4 separate regions of the Homo sapiens genome follow, and all the other regions are linked to region 1. Evidence: chromatin contacts called from ENCODE Hi-C or POLR2A ChIA-PET data. All regions are on one chromosome and are shown on one strand. Each heading gives the region's core, a stretch centred on a gene start or an enhancer-like site at or near the end of the contact. The rest is flanking DNA. Distances are from core to core; before and after follow the strand shown. Region 1 has its middle 120 kb from the start of CBSLR. Region 2 overlaps LINC01350 (long intergenic non-protein coding RNA 1350). Region 3 overlaps CBSLR (CBS mRNA stabilizing lncRNA). Region 4 overlaps LOC107985239 (a long non-coding RNA gene).

Region 1 (2,986 bases), core at 487-2,986:
TTCAGCATGACGAAGGCACAGGATGTGTCCATTGAATTTGGTAGCATGGAGGTCATTGGCGAACTCAACAAGAACATGGAAGCTTGATTGGAGTGGTTGAGATGAGACTGGGAGGTATGAAAGTGGAGACAGGAGATAGAGTTATTCTTTTGAGGTGTTTGCTATAAAGAGAAGGAAAGAAATGGGGTAATAACTAGATAGCATATTGGGTCAAGGGAGGGTGATTTTTCTAAATAGAGAAACTAGATCTGATGCAACTGATTCAGAAGCATGGGAGAAATACAGTGATATAGGACAGAGAGGGTATAATTGCAAAGTAGTGGGAGAACATAGATTCAGAGATCTAAGTAGAGTAGGTGGGCTTTTTTGGAAGAAAGGACACATCTACCTTAGTAACTTCAGGAAAGAAGGTAGAAAGCAGACGCACAGAAGAAAGGAGATATATAGATTTGGTGATGAGAAGATAAGGTAACTCCATTTAAATTGCTTCTAATTTCTCAGGAAAATAGGAGGTAAGTTCAACAGCTGGGATGAGACAGAGATGTCTGAGGAAGAGAAAGAATAAAATAGCTGTCTATGAGAGCTGGAAAACAAGCACACTGGGGAAGTGTCAAATATCCATTCATGACTCTGAGTCATGAATTTATGGTGGAACTATTTAGTGGCATTGAGTGGTTTTCTTTAGCAAAATTCAGTTACAAGAATTTGGCCAGAGTTAAATTTAATCAGGTTTGAAGGTTTTCTGGGGAAGTCAGAAGGAGGGAAGGGGCAGAAAGTAATTAAAGGAGTTTGCATGCAAGCAGGTGTCTGGGCACAGATGGCAGTGAGGACATGAAGGTAATGGACTGGAAAAAATGTCACCAGTGAGTGGAGGAGTGGTCAGGAGGTTGATATATACCATCCACAAGGAGGGAGATGTGAGTGAATTGTGGTCTAATGATATGAGCTGGATATTTTAAAGAAGGAGAGGCAAAAGAAAGCTTTGAAAATGGTACTAGGAGCTAGGAAGACATCAACCAGGCTCTAGGTTCATGGGTTATTAAGAAAAAAGCAACCCTTGCTTGTGGTTATAGGAAGGAAAAGGTTTCAGTTATGAAAAGAAGATGAACACCAACTGGGAGTCCCCAGTAGCCCAGTAAAGGAGAGGATAGAGAAGGTGGGGGGAATGAATGGAGGAGTATGGGATCCAGACCGGAGGGAGATGGGTGGATGAATGATAGGGTCTTAGGCTTCTGAGAGTGGTTGAGTTAAAAGGGAATAAAGCATGAGAAATTCATTTTGATGGCCTCTTCATGGAAGGCCCAGAAGTTCAGGTCTCTGTCCCATACTATAACTAGAAGGAGTGGAGAAGCTACAGATGAAAGGTGTTATATGAGCTTCCTTGGGGTTTCTGGCCTCAGCTAGAGGTCCACCAGCTAGAGGTTCTTATTGTGACTGACTAGCTGCATGCCCTTGGGCCAATTCTTGTCTGCTTTCCTCATGTATAAAATGAGTCATTTTCAGTGCTCATGTGCTATTCTCATTCTCGGGAATGGTTCTTACTTCCTTGTCAGCCTGTTGAAATCCTAGACATTCTAAGAATTATCTCAGAAGCTGTCATTAGGCTATTCTCAATGTAATCACCCAATCAACCAGAAGTGACATTTCACTTCTCAGAATCACTGTTACACTGTCTGAACCACCCTCATGACAGTTATCAACATCTTCTAACTAATAGAGTTATTTGTGTTTATCTCTCATATATGTTGAAAACACCATGAGAATAGGAGAGGTGACACATTCTTTTTGCTCATAGCAGGTGCTTGATAAGTGTCTGTCAAATGAACCAGTAAAGCATACTTCTGGAGGACAAAGTAGTCATGAAGTAATGGAGACTTATTAGAAAAAAAAAGTGAAAACAATCTTGTATTTCAAATTTGCATGAGACATTTAGGTCAGTGGAAAATGTGATGTCATCAGGTCTAAGAGTTGCTTGTGTGGCTGTTGCCACAAACTTGTGTCAGTTACAGATAGAATAAATCTATTAGCAGAGAATTAATTGCTGTATGCAGATAGCTTCATGGAGTTGAAATAATTCTGCCATGTTAAGTGGAAAATAGCAGAGGAAGAAAGGAAGAGGTGAAAATTAATGTATTTGAAAGAATGTTGAAAATACAAGAACAAGTGGAAGGAAATACTATAATTCTTAGGCTTTAAAAAAAAACATAAACGTAAATGTAGAGGCCAGGCGCAGTGGCTCACACCTGTAATCCCAGCACTTTGGGAGGCTGAGGCAGGCGGATCACCAGGTCAAGAGACTGAGACCATCCTGGCCAACATGGTGAAACCCCGTCTCTACTAAAAATACAAAAATTAGCTGGTCATGGTGGTGTGCACCTGTAGTCCCAGCTACTCAGGAGGCTGACACAGGAGAATCGCTTGAACCTGGGAGATGGAGGTTGCAGTGAGCTGAGATGGCGCCACTGCATTCCAGCCTGACTGCAGAGTGAGACTCCACCTCAAAAAAAAAAAAAAAAAAAAAGTAAATGTAGAATTTGTTCTAATACTCAAGGGATGAAAAATTTCTCCAAGCTAATGATTGTCTAAAGCACATATTTCTACTGGGACATGTTTTAATTACTGGGCTGTGGAAATCATATGACATGGGTTGGAATGTGAGTTGTTCTGTCTGTTAAGTGAAGAATTTTTAGTGGCTGCATTTTTTTGAATGAAACATTGAGTCACATGATCTGACAAGAAAGAATGTACTTATGGGGTCAATGGGACAGAATACTGGACATTGGAAAATTTCCAATAGGAATAGGAAAACACCAGTTTATGTTATATAACACCACCATCACTATTACCACTACCACTGCCATCACCTACAAAAATAGGAGCAAAAGCCTTCTAAGCACTGTGTCAGTGTCTGTTCTGCATATTTTATGTCTTGCATTAGTCAAGGTTCAACCAGAGACACAAGACCAGCAGGACATATATAAAGACA
Region 2 (2,986 bases), core at 179-2,678, 120 kb after region 1:
CTGGAAGTGGTGCATGTCCGTTCTACTCATACTTCACTAGCTGGAGCTCAGACAAATGACCACAGGAAGGCTGGTAAATATGGTTGAGCTGTGAACCCAGAGAGAAAAGGAGCTGATTTTTGTTAAGGACACAGCTATCTGTCTCTACTACAATTTTTAAAAATATCTTTTAACTTTTGGGGCACTACAGCTTACTACTATGTTGCCAATGTTAATAACTTGTTTTGGTGCAGATTTTGGAATTAAGCTTCTTGTTTTATTTAGTTAAAGAATATCCTAAGGTTGAAAGAAAGGCTATTACAAAAACATCTGTTACCATTTACAGTGATTTATCTGTGGCAATCACTGTCATCCTTGACAAAAGTCATTGCAAAGACAACACCAAAATAAATTATATTCTAAAACTGATGTATGTTTATAAGTCATCCATAAACTCAGATCTCATTCATCTAAAAACACTTCCTTGTTCTCAGTGACTGACTTTATAATATTTAACAGAAATGTGAACTTATAAAATAAACTTATATTAATAGAATATTTTTATCTGTTCTGGATATATTGAGGTTGCCTATAAGGTTTATCTTGAAAAGGGTTCCACTGCTTAACAAATTTAAAACAGTGATACTAAAGTCTCTTCTAGCTCTAACATTTATAATGCTTTCTATTTTTATATGCCATTGAAAGAAAGACTAACTCCTGATTGCATATAAATGGTGCAATGCAAGTTAAGTTATTTTCCTTAGTAGAAAAGTTAAGTTGCACTGGGAAAACTGTTGCATAATGTGCTTCCCCAACCTGTAACTTAAATCACTTAAATACATTATTTTAGAAATTCTCAGAGACTTGAAATCTTCTGAGGTGTCTACCAACTGATAATCCATGCAAATAATTTCCACAGCTTGTTTGATATTTGCAAGTGAAACACACTTTTGCTTGTTCGTAACTAAGCTCATCTCTCCTGCATTAACTATAATGTCAAGTTTGGGGGGGGGGGCGGCTCTTTAATTAAAGAGCCCCAGACCTTTCAAGGATCAGCATTGATTGTCTTCTGCTTCAGATCCCTTCTTGATTAGGTTTAAATGTCCTTTTTGGTAACTATGGGCTCCTTTGTTGCTCCTTTAAAGGAGTAGCCCCCTGCCTACCTCACTCAGAGGCTGGTTTGGGCCTGAAATATATAACCAGACAATCCTGCTATGTATCTGATATTGCGGAGGCTAGAGGTGCTGTGGGTTTTGTTTTCAAGGTTGCAGATGGAGTTGAAGGTCATAATGCCTTTTCCCATGACTGCTGGCAGCAGCTGCAGGGTTACTAAGGGAATAGCCACAGACCACAGTGTGATGAGAGGAATAAACTCAGGTGACTCTGCCTGTCTGGCTTGTATAAAGTCTTACAGTCCTGCCTTCATTGGGGAGTCCTTGCATAGGGCCAGCCAGGCTCCTGGAACCATCACTGCCCTCTACTGGATCAGCATAGGAGTCCTTGAAGCCCAGTGGGTCCTTCTGATGAAATGGGTGTTAGCCTTTGAGCTCTGAGGAAGTGGCGACCACAGAATTTATCCTCAGTTCACCTCATGCACTTAGCCAGTGACAATGGTTTGCTTGGTTTGACATCTGCTTGTACTGAAACTAGTCATATCTGTGAGATCTGTCAGATGCGGGTTCTATTCAATTTGGTACACTTGTACAGAAAATACCATTTTGGGTTTGAAAGCAGATACATTTAGATCAGAGACATGAAAAGACAAAATGGCTTTAGAATGCTGAAAAAGGCCTTGGCAACTCTGAAATGGTGTTTTCATTTAAGGCTAATTTGTATGTCAAAGCAGATTCAGGAAAGTCCATTTGAGAAAATCCCCTTAGAAGTGACTATTATTTCTATTATGGTTAGTCTTTAATGTGCAGAACACTGTGGAGCTGGGACAGTGAGACTTGGCGGCCCATTTACTTTAGCCACCAAATGTGACTTTTTTTGTGCCCAGAATCACTTCTGTTACTTTTTCCAGAATTTCTCATCCCCTTCTACTTATTTTCAGTCTTTTTTTTGACCCACGCCTCTATTTTATTTTTCATCCAACCCTCTGCAATGAATGACAAAAATGGAATACTGAAGGAGAAAATAACTTAAAGCTATGAAATACATGTTTGATCTACATGTTCCTTGGAGAAAGTGTGGAACATTCAGACAAGAATAAAGAGGAAGGTTAGATCACCCCGATTGCTCTCTGCACCCATCCTTCTCCACCTTGCTGAGTGCCTGGGGAAGCTGAGCTCCATCCAAAGGCCCCCTTGCCTTCGGACTTCTGCTGGAGTTTTGCCTGTGTGAGTGAAGTTGGGCCTGACTTCCTTCCTGTGGGGTTGCAGCTGGCTGTCTGTGTGCCTTGACTGAAGGGCACAGCTCTGTCCAGCAGCCCTCTCTCTAAAGGTTCAGGAAACCACTCTTTCCTCCAACCCCTTCTGGCCTAGGCTGCTAATGGGGCTGACCCTAGGAACCCGTACCATTCTTCACTCATACCTCACATATAGACCCTTAAGACACTCTCCTCAAATTACCCAGTATACGAGTTTTATCAGTTTTCTGCTGAAACCCAGGATGGTCCAATCATAATCCCTACTTAGAGATAAATATGGGTAATCATGTTGGAGTATCTCCTTAGCTACCTTTATTTATTATCCTGTGGGATCAGATTAAATCATGAGTTAGAGATGTAGCCTAATTCTGTGTGTACATCTTTATATCTTACCTTATATCTTACCCCTCCCACATGTAATTACTTATGAGAGTGACCCCCTATTGTTAAAATCTTCCCTATCTCAAATAATGAACTTTATTGACTACTTTTTGTTTCACTATATGGATAGAACTGAATTTATTTTGGGACTCAAGAGCACCTCTGTGATCTACCTTCTGAATCCCCTCAAACTTAGTGGCTTATGTATTTATCTGCTGGTTCAACTTTGTAAGACAGAGGGTTTGACTGGCTCAGTGT
Region 3 (2,986 bases), core at 142-2,641, 100 kb before region 1:
GGAAGCAGAATAATAGAAAAAAATGTGGCTCCCATCTATAATCCCAGCTACCCAGGAGGTTGAGGTGGGAGGATCACTTGAAGCCAAGAGTTCTAGGCTACAGCAAGCTACGATCATGCCACTGCACTCCAGCCTGCGTGACAGAGCAAGAACCCCTGTTAAAAAAAAAAGAAAAAAGAAAAAAGAAAAAAAGAGACAGAGAACTGATTAGTTAACATCAGGCTACTTCTTTTGTGTGTGTGTGTGTTTTTTCAAATTTACTAAGTAATGAAACAAAAGATCCAACAGTTCTTACATAGCCTTTATTTAAAAAAAGAAAAAAAGATAAATTGTCTTGAAACTACTCCTAAGTATTTTGAAAAACATTTCCTTTTAAAAGTAGCTGGCCAAGAATCCAGAAAACCTTTTCATTTTAGAGAATCTTCCTCTCTCTTGCTTTTCTGTTCTCTTACCTGATGTCAGTCATTTTGTTTTTCCTGGGCAGTCAGAAATCAGTTTTTACTTTGGAACTAAGACACTCATTTTTGGCTTTAAAAATTGTTAATTATATTGTTCGGTTTTGGGTACTATCTTTGGGTAAGTTGACAATTTCTAGGTTTTTTGTTAATTAAAAATTTTTAGTTTTACTACCTCTGTATCTACTTGCGTAAAAAAGGATAGTATCTAATTATATTTTAACTTACCACTTTTTAAAACTTTTAACTGTTTATATGTGTAAGGATTTAAGTAGAAGTTTTTCGTACTGATTGAAGATTTAAACTGGCTTGTTTGGAAAATCAGCTGTTACCTCTTTCTCCTGATTTCTCAGAAGGTCAAATAAATACTTAGTTTGAGTTTGGTAGAAGTGAACTTTAGTATGAGTGATCCCATTCTGATTTTTTATCTGGTCTGTTGAGGCCTGGTGCAGAAACTTAGTCCAAAACAATGGCCTCTTGTGATTTTTATTTAACAGTATTATCTTCGTGCTTTAAATACCTTTTCCTTAAAATCACAGAGTTTCAGATTTGTCTCAGGTCAGAAATTGTTCATAGAGCAAATTATCTGCATCAAATTACACTGGCTGTTTCTGTCAGGAAAAAGTTGACTTTATTTATTTATTTTTACTGAAAATAAATGTGATTACATGCATGTCTGTGCAACCTCACTTCTGAATGTAAGAGACACAATGTTGGGGAGGGTGGGAGAGAAAATCAGGGTAAAGGCATGGAGCCTTGCTTTGGCTTTCTTCACCTTGCCCTACCTCTCCCGAAATCTCCATTCCCTGGTCCCTCTGCTTGGTGGCCCAGAGGTGTTTACCCCTGGAGCAAGCACACAGGAAGCTTAGGTCCCAGTGGGGCTTTGCCTTCCCTTTCTTTTACAAAATGGTTGCAGGGCCTTTGGTTGCGAGAGAGGATGTGGGAAAGGGAACCACAGGCCGCTGCAGACTTCTCTTCTGTAGAGCAGTGTTATGAGAGGACACGTGGGAGCTGGGGATTTGAACATTGCTTCTGTTTAAGCTATCCATGCCTGTGAACCCTTGGAAGGTCTTTATATCCCCAGAGTTATGAGTACCCCAGTTTGAAGACCACTTCTTTAGACCCCTCCACTTACTCCAGTTGAGTCTGGGATGTGCCCACGCAGATCTGATTGCAGCTCTTAGATTAGGCCTTCATGTTTGTTGAATATTTACAATGTACCAAGTGGCTTACCTTTATAAGTTTGTCTTCCTGAAGACCTTGTTACAGATAACTCAGGTAGCAGAAGACTCAGGAGCCAGACTGGGATACTCCTAATCCCTAAATTAACTTTTGTTCCTGCCACAAAAACTTTCTTAGTTGCATAAGACATGGTCAGCTGAGCTCGTGGATTGAAAGGAGGATCTGAAAGGAAACCTCAGCGTTTGTAGACCATTTCCTGCTTGTGGTTTCCAACTTAATGAGAGAAACAGTGCCTTTTTACAGCCATATCTGTAATAGTGCCTTTTTAGGGCTGTATCTGTGCTACTGAGTCTCCCCTTGACGAAAACTTAGTCAGGCTTCTGTGACCTTGGGCAAGTCCCCCAAGTGTCCAATTTTAGCAAGAATCCTGCTGAATCAGTTTAGCCAGAATCTCCCACCTTAATATCTGATCATCCTCAAAATCTGATCAACATTCTCATCCTCCACCATCCACTACGTAACATCAGATCACCCTGACCTGCCTTCAGCAAGAATCCCATTATGTTTGTTTAACTAGAGAATCCCCTTACCCTTGATGCTTTCTCTTGGCAATTTTCCATCCACCTACTCCTGCACTGTGCTCCCTGTCTATAAATTCCCCCTTTTTCTTGTTGTACTTGGAGTTGAACCTGATCTCGTTCCCCTGATAACAAAAACCTCATTGTAATAGCGCCCGCCATCCTGCCCCGCTTGAATAGTCTTCCTTACCATCTTTAATAAGTGTCATGAATTTTTTTTTCTTTAACACTCTTGTAGGGCTTTAGATAACCTTGGAGGCAATTTCATTTACTTAGATCTGCATATTATTTTGATGTGGTAATTTATAAAACACAGACTTGGTATCTTTGTGTTGCTGTAAAGCAATACCTAAGGCAGGGTAACGTATAAAGAGGTTTATGTGGCTCACGGTGCTGCAGACAATACAAGAAGCATGGCGGCAACATTTGCTTCTGATTAGGGCCTCAAGAAACTTCCACTCATGGTGCAAGGTGAAGGGGAGCCACCATGTAGAGATAACATGGTGAGGAGGAAGCAAGAAAGAGGGAGAAGGTGTCGGGTCCTTTTCTAACAATTAGCTCTCAGGGGAACTCTTGCTGGAATTCTTGTAGTAACTGATAGAATAACTCACTACTGTGAGGATGACACCAAGCCATTTGTGAGGGATACATCTCCATGATCCAAATACCTCCCATTAGGCCCCACTCTGACGGGGGGGATCAATTTCAGTATGAGGTTTCGAGGGTCAAACATTCAAACGATAGCACTTGGTAATTCATAAAACAATTTTC
Region 4 (2,986 bases), core at 342-2,841, 80 kb after region 1:
GAACTCTAATGAAAAACTGATGTATTCATGAAAATTGCTAACCCAAAACCAAGCAGAACAAAAATTATATAGAACTAAACTGATGGAGGACTAAAGTGATTTTTTATGACTTTTTGTTTGAAACAGGGCTGATTCCTTTTATATTTTGTTTTCCAGCATCAAAAAAACAGTTTTTTTCTTTTGAGCTATTTATATTTTACAGTAATTGGGTAAAATATACTTCTATAAGCAAAACTGAAACATTTACCTTTCTCTCTCTACTTGAATTATCCAGAATCTGGAAATTATTCCTAAGCATTCTTGTTTTATGACAATGTAGTTATTTGTATAAGTTCAATAAGAATCTTTATTTTTTTGGTAACAGGATACAGTGGAAACACTGGTTATTTTTCCAAAGCTTTAACTAGAACGTCATATTTTCAAATAGGACAAAATTGCTTTAAGGAATTGAGATTGAAGCTAATAGACTTGGAAAAATATGGGCCTAATACTTTGTCTACACAATTTCCTTACAAGGTTTCTGACCTTGTGGTAAGTAAAGAATGTTACTTTTGGACAGGTTTGGGAACCTCAAGATATTCTGGGGACCTCAAGAAGAGGGGAAGTCACCTAATCTGTGCTGGTATTACAAGCACCGTCTGATAGTGAATCCTTGGGTTGGCTACTTAGGCTCAAGAGGCTTTTAAAAGTCCAACCCAAAATCTGTTATAAAAAAAGTTACAGCAAAGCTAATTTAAAAGGAGTCTCTATGGCCAATCACTATTCTTGCTGTACTTTACACGAATAACCAAGGCAAATACAATCTGACTAAAACTTATATGGCGAACAAATTGGTCTCACTGTGATTTTTCTTTGGTAGAAAAAGGGACTGGAGAGAGAACTATCATGTTTCAGAAGATAACTATAGTATACCTGTTATTAGACTCTAGCCCTGACTGTTGTTTTTGAGTTTTAAAAATTTGCCCTTTTTTTGGACTGAATACTGGATTATCTCCTGGTTATAACATGTCTCTAAAGAAGAACTTGAAGTTGATTTTCTTCTTGATGATTTTAGTTGGCTCCCTAATGGTATAGGCTCTCTTTTTTCCATTCTGGCATACAAATTCTCCTTTTAATTCTAATCCTTATGTGAATTTTTTGCACTATGTAAATTATTAATACTATGTATGTCTCATTGTTTTACTTCTTCCAAGAAAACAAAAATCATGCAATTCTAAAGATTAGAGATGATTCAACAAGTGAGAGCAGCTATAAATTGATATCTTATTTAGTTGGTTACACTCAGGACTAACTCCTTTATTTTGTACTGGTCTTCAAGTTGTTATTATTATAACCATAACCATAAATATAAACATAGTTGTCATTTTCCTGACTATTAAGTTACTCATTATTTTCATTTCTGCTTGCTTTAGATCAATGTCTAAAGCCAAAATCATGGTCACCCAGCAACTGGCAATGATTCATTATTCAGGAGAATAGCATGTAGTCTTGTGTCCATGACCTACATTCCTAGCAATCTGCCTTACCTGCAGTAACAAGGTTCTTTGCCCCCACTGAAGGATATGACTTTCTGAGAATGAGCTTTCCTAGCACCAAGGAATGAAGCAAGTCTATCACTGTAACCTAAGCAGAGATTGATCATCAATGCTTCTATGGGAAGATTTTGGATCAAAAACGGGAAATAAAAACCAGACGTCACTTTGACAGTTTAAAAGAAAACAGGCTTTCAAATTAATCTGCCTTGGGAAAGTCTTGTGATTCATGATGACACCTTCTTCTTGAGTAAAGAGTCTTGTCTTGAGTTCCTCAAATTGTTGATGTACTGATTAATGCATAGCCTACTGACACTGAAAAGGATGCTGACTCATTTTTGAATTATAAAGTTTTACTAATTGTTTTGCATGCAGACATTTTAGCCTGTACATTGCAATCTGTATCCAGTGATTGTAAACCTCTATATTGCACCCTCCAATGAAAAGAAAATCCAGTATGAGGAGTCCCCCTCCCTTCTCCTAATCTCTCCTATAAAAGTTTTCCAACAGACTTCAAAACACTCTTAACTTTGATGGTGTGTTTTCTCAAGTTTATCCTCACATTTGGCTTTGGAGGAACCTGAATTAAATTATTTTTATCTGAAAAGCCTTAATTTTAATTGACACATTAACTGGATTTTTTAAATTTTTTATTTTTATTTTTTTGAGATTGGCTCTTACTCTGTCACCTGGGCTGGAGTGCAGTGGTGCAATCATGGCTCACTGCACCCTTGACCTTCCCAGGCTCAGGTGAACCCCCTACCTCAGCCTCCCAAGTAGCTTGATTACAGGCACATGCCACTACACCTGGATAATTTTTGTATTTTTTGTAGAGACAGGGTTTCTCCATGTTTCCCAGACTGGTCTCAAACTCCTGGGTTTAAGCGATCTGCCCTCACTGCCTCCCAAAGTACCGCGATTACAGGTGTGAACCACCACACCTGGCCTACACACATTGATTGAGTTTTGATTGTTAAACTAATCTTGCCTTCAGAGGAAAGAGCCTACTTGTCATGATGCACTATACTCTCTATATGCTAGATTTGATTTACTAGTATTATGTTAAAGAGTTTTGTATTTTTATTCAAGGGAGTTATTTTTATATACTTTTCTTGTAATGTCCTTGTCCGGTTTTAACACCAGGTTTATCTTGTTCCCATAAAATGCATTGGGAAAGTTCCTCCTACTTTATTTTCTCAAAGAGTTTGTATAAAATTGATATTTATTCTTCTTTAAATGTTTGATAGAAGTCATGAATGGGACCATCTTAGCCTTGATGTTTCTTTGTGGAAAAATTTAAATAAGTTAAACATCCTTAACAGTTATAGGGCTATTCATATGTTCTATTACTTCTTGCATAATTTTTCACAATTTATATTATTAGTGGATTTTCTCTATTTTATTGAAATTGGCAACTTAATCAGCATAAAGTTTTTCATGATATTCCCTTATTA

What was found. A loop is a pair of places that touch in the nucleus more often than their neighbours do. ChIA-PET counts read pairs that join two places held with the same protein, here RNA polymerase II (POLR2A). Pooled maps may share reads with other maps.
Region 2: a map of naive thymus-derived CD4-positive, alpha-beta T cell shows a loop between it and region 1 (7-fold over the local background). The contact joins two enhancer-like sites. A Hi-C loop is called at or near these places in 6 of 168 maps with a recorded cell type or tissue (Calu3, PC-9, chondrocyte and 3 more), 6 of 37 single-sample maps with no recorded cell type and 15 of 50 pooled maps. POLR2A ChIA-PET finds 5 or more read pairs at or near these places in 10 of 52 experiments (A673, AG04449, BJ and 6 more).
Region 3: a map of naive thymus-derived CD4-positive, alpha-beta T cell shows a loop between it and region 1 (3-fold over the local background). The contact joins two enhancer-like sites. A Hi-C loop is called at or near these places in 1 of 168 maps with a recorded cell type or tissue (naive thymus-derived CD4-positive, alpha-beta T cell), 9 of 37 single-sample maps with no recorded cell type and 10 of 50 pooled maps. POLR2A ChIA-PET finds 5 or more read pairs at or near these places in 2 of 52 experiments (HepG2 and activated naive CD8-positive, alpha-beta T cell).
Region 4: a map of MCF 10A shows a loop between it and region 1 (2.2-fold over the local background). The contact joins two enhancer-like sites. A Hi-C loop is called at or near these places in 1 of 168 maps with a recorded cell type or tissue (MCF 10A), 2 of 37 single-sample maps with no recorded cell type and 5 of 50 pooled maps. POLR2A ChIA-PET finds 5 or more read pairs at or near these places in 4 of 52 experiments (H1, MCF 10A, OCI-LY7 and 1 more).

What each region holds. Positions count from the first base shown.
Region 1 is chr1:185,438,400-185,441,385 of GRCh38, forward strand. No RefSeq gene overlaps it. Among named protein-coding and RNA genes, the nearest start is that of CBSLR, 120 kb to the left of the region's middle. RefSeq lists an enhancer at 1,618-1,667. Within about 2 kb of position 1,737, at least 6 of the 41 ENCODE cell types and tissues checked have a DNase peak (open chromatin) inside an H3K27ac peak, as active enhancers do; they include natural killer cell, where a contact is called at or near this core.
Region 2 is chr1:185,558,588-185,561,573 of GRCh38, forward strand. LINC01350 (long intergenic non-protein coding RNA 1350) reads right to left here. Exons shown (of 4, transcript NR_110793.1): 4 at 1-88. The region is part of intron 1 of LOC107985239 (a long non-coding RNA gene); the gene reads left to right. Among named protein-coding and RNA genes, the nearest start is that of LINC01350, 68 kb to the right of the region's middle. Within about 2 kb of position 1,429, at least 6 of the 41 ENCODE cell types and tissues checked have a DNase peak (open chromatin) inside an H3K27ac peak, as active enhancers do; they include natural killer cell, where a contact is called at or near this core.
Region 3 is chr1:185,337,505-185,340,490 of GRCh38, forward strand. All of the region lies in intron 1 of CBSLR (CBS mRNA stabilizing lncRNA), which reads left to right. Among named protein-coding and RNA genes, the nearest start is that of CBSLR, 22 kb to the left of the region's middle. Within about 2 kb of position 1,392, at least 12 of the 41 ENCODE cell types and tissues checked have a DNase peak (open chromatin) inside an H3K27ac peak, as active enhancers do.
Region 4 is chr1:185,518,945-185,521,930 of GRCh38, forward strand. All of the region lies in intron 1 of LOC107985239 (a long non-coding RNA gene), which reads left to right. Among named protein-coding and RNA genes, the nearest start is that of LINC01350, 110 kb to the right of the region's middle. Within about 2 kb of position 1,592, at least 3 of the 41 ENCODE cell types and tissues checked have a DNase peak (open chromatin) inside an H3K27ac peak, as active enhancers do.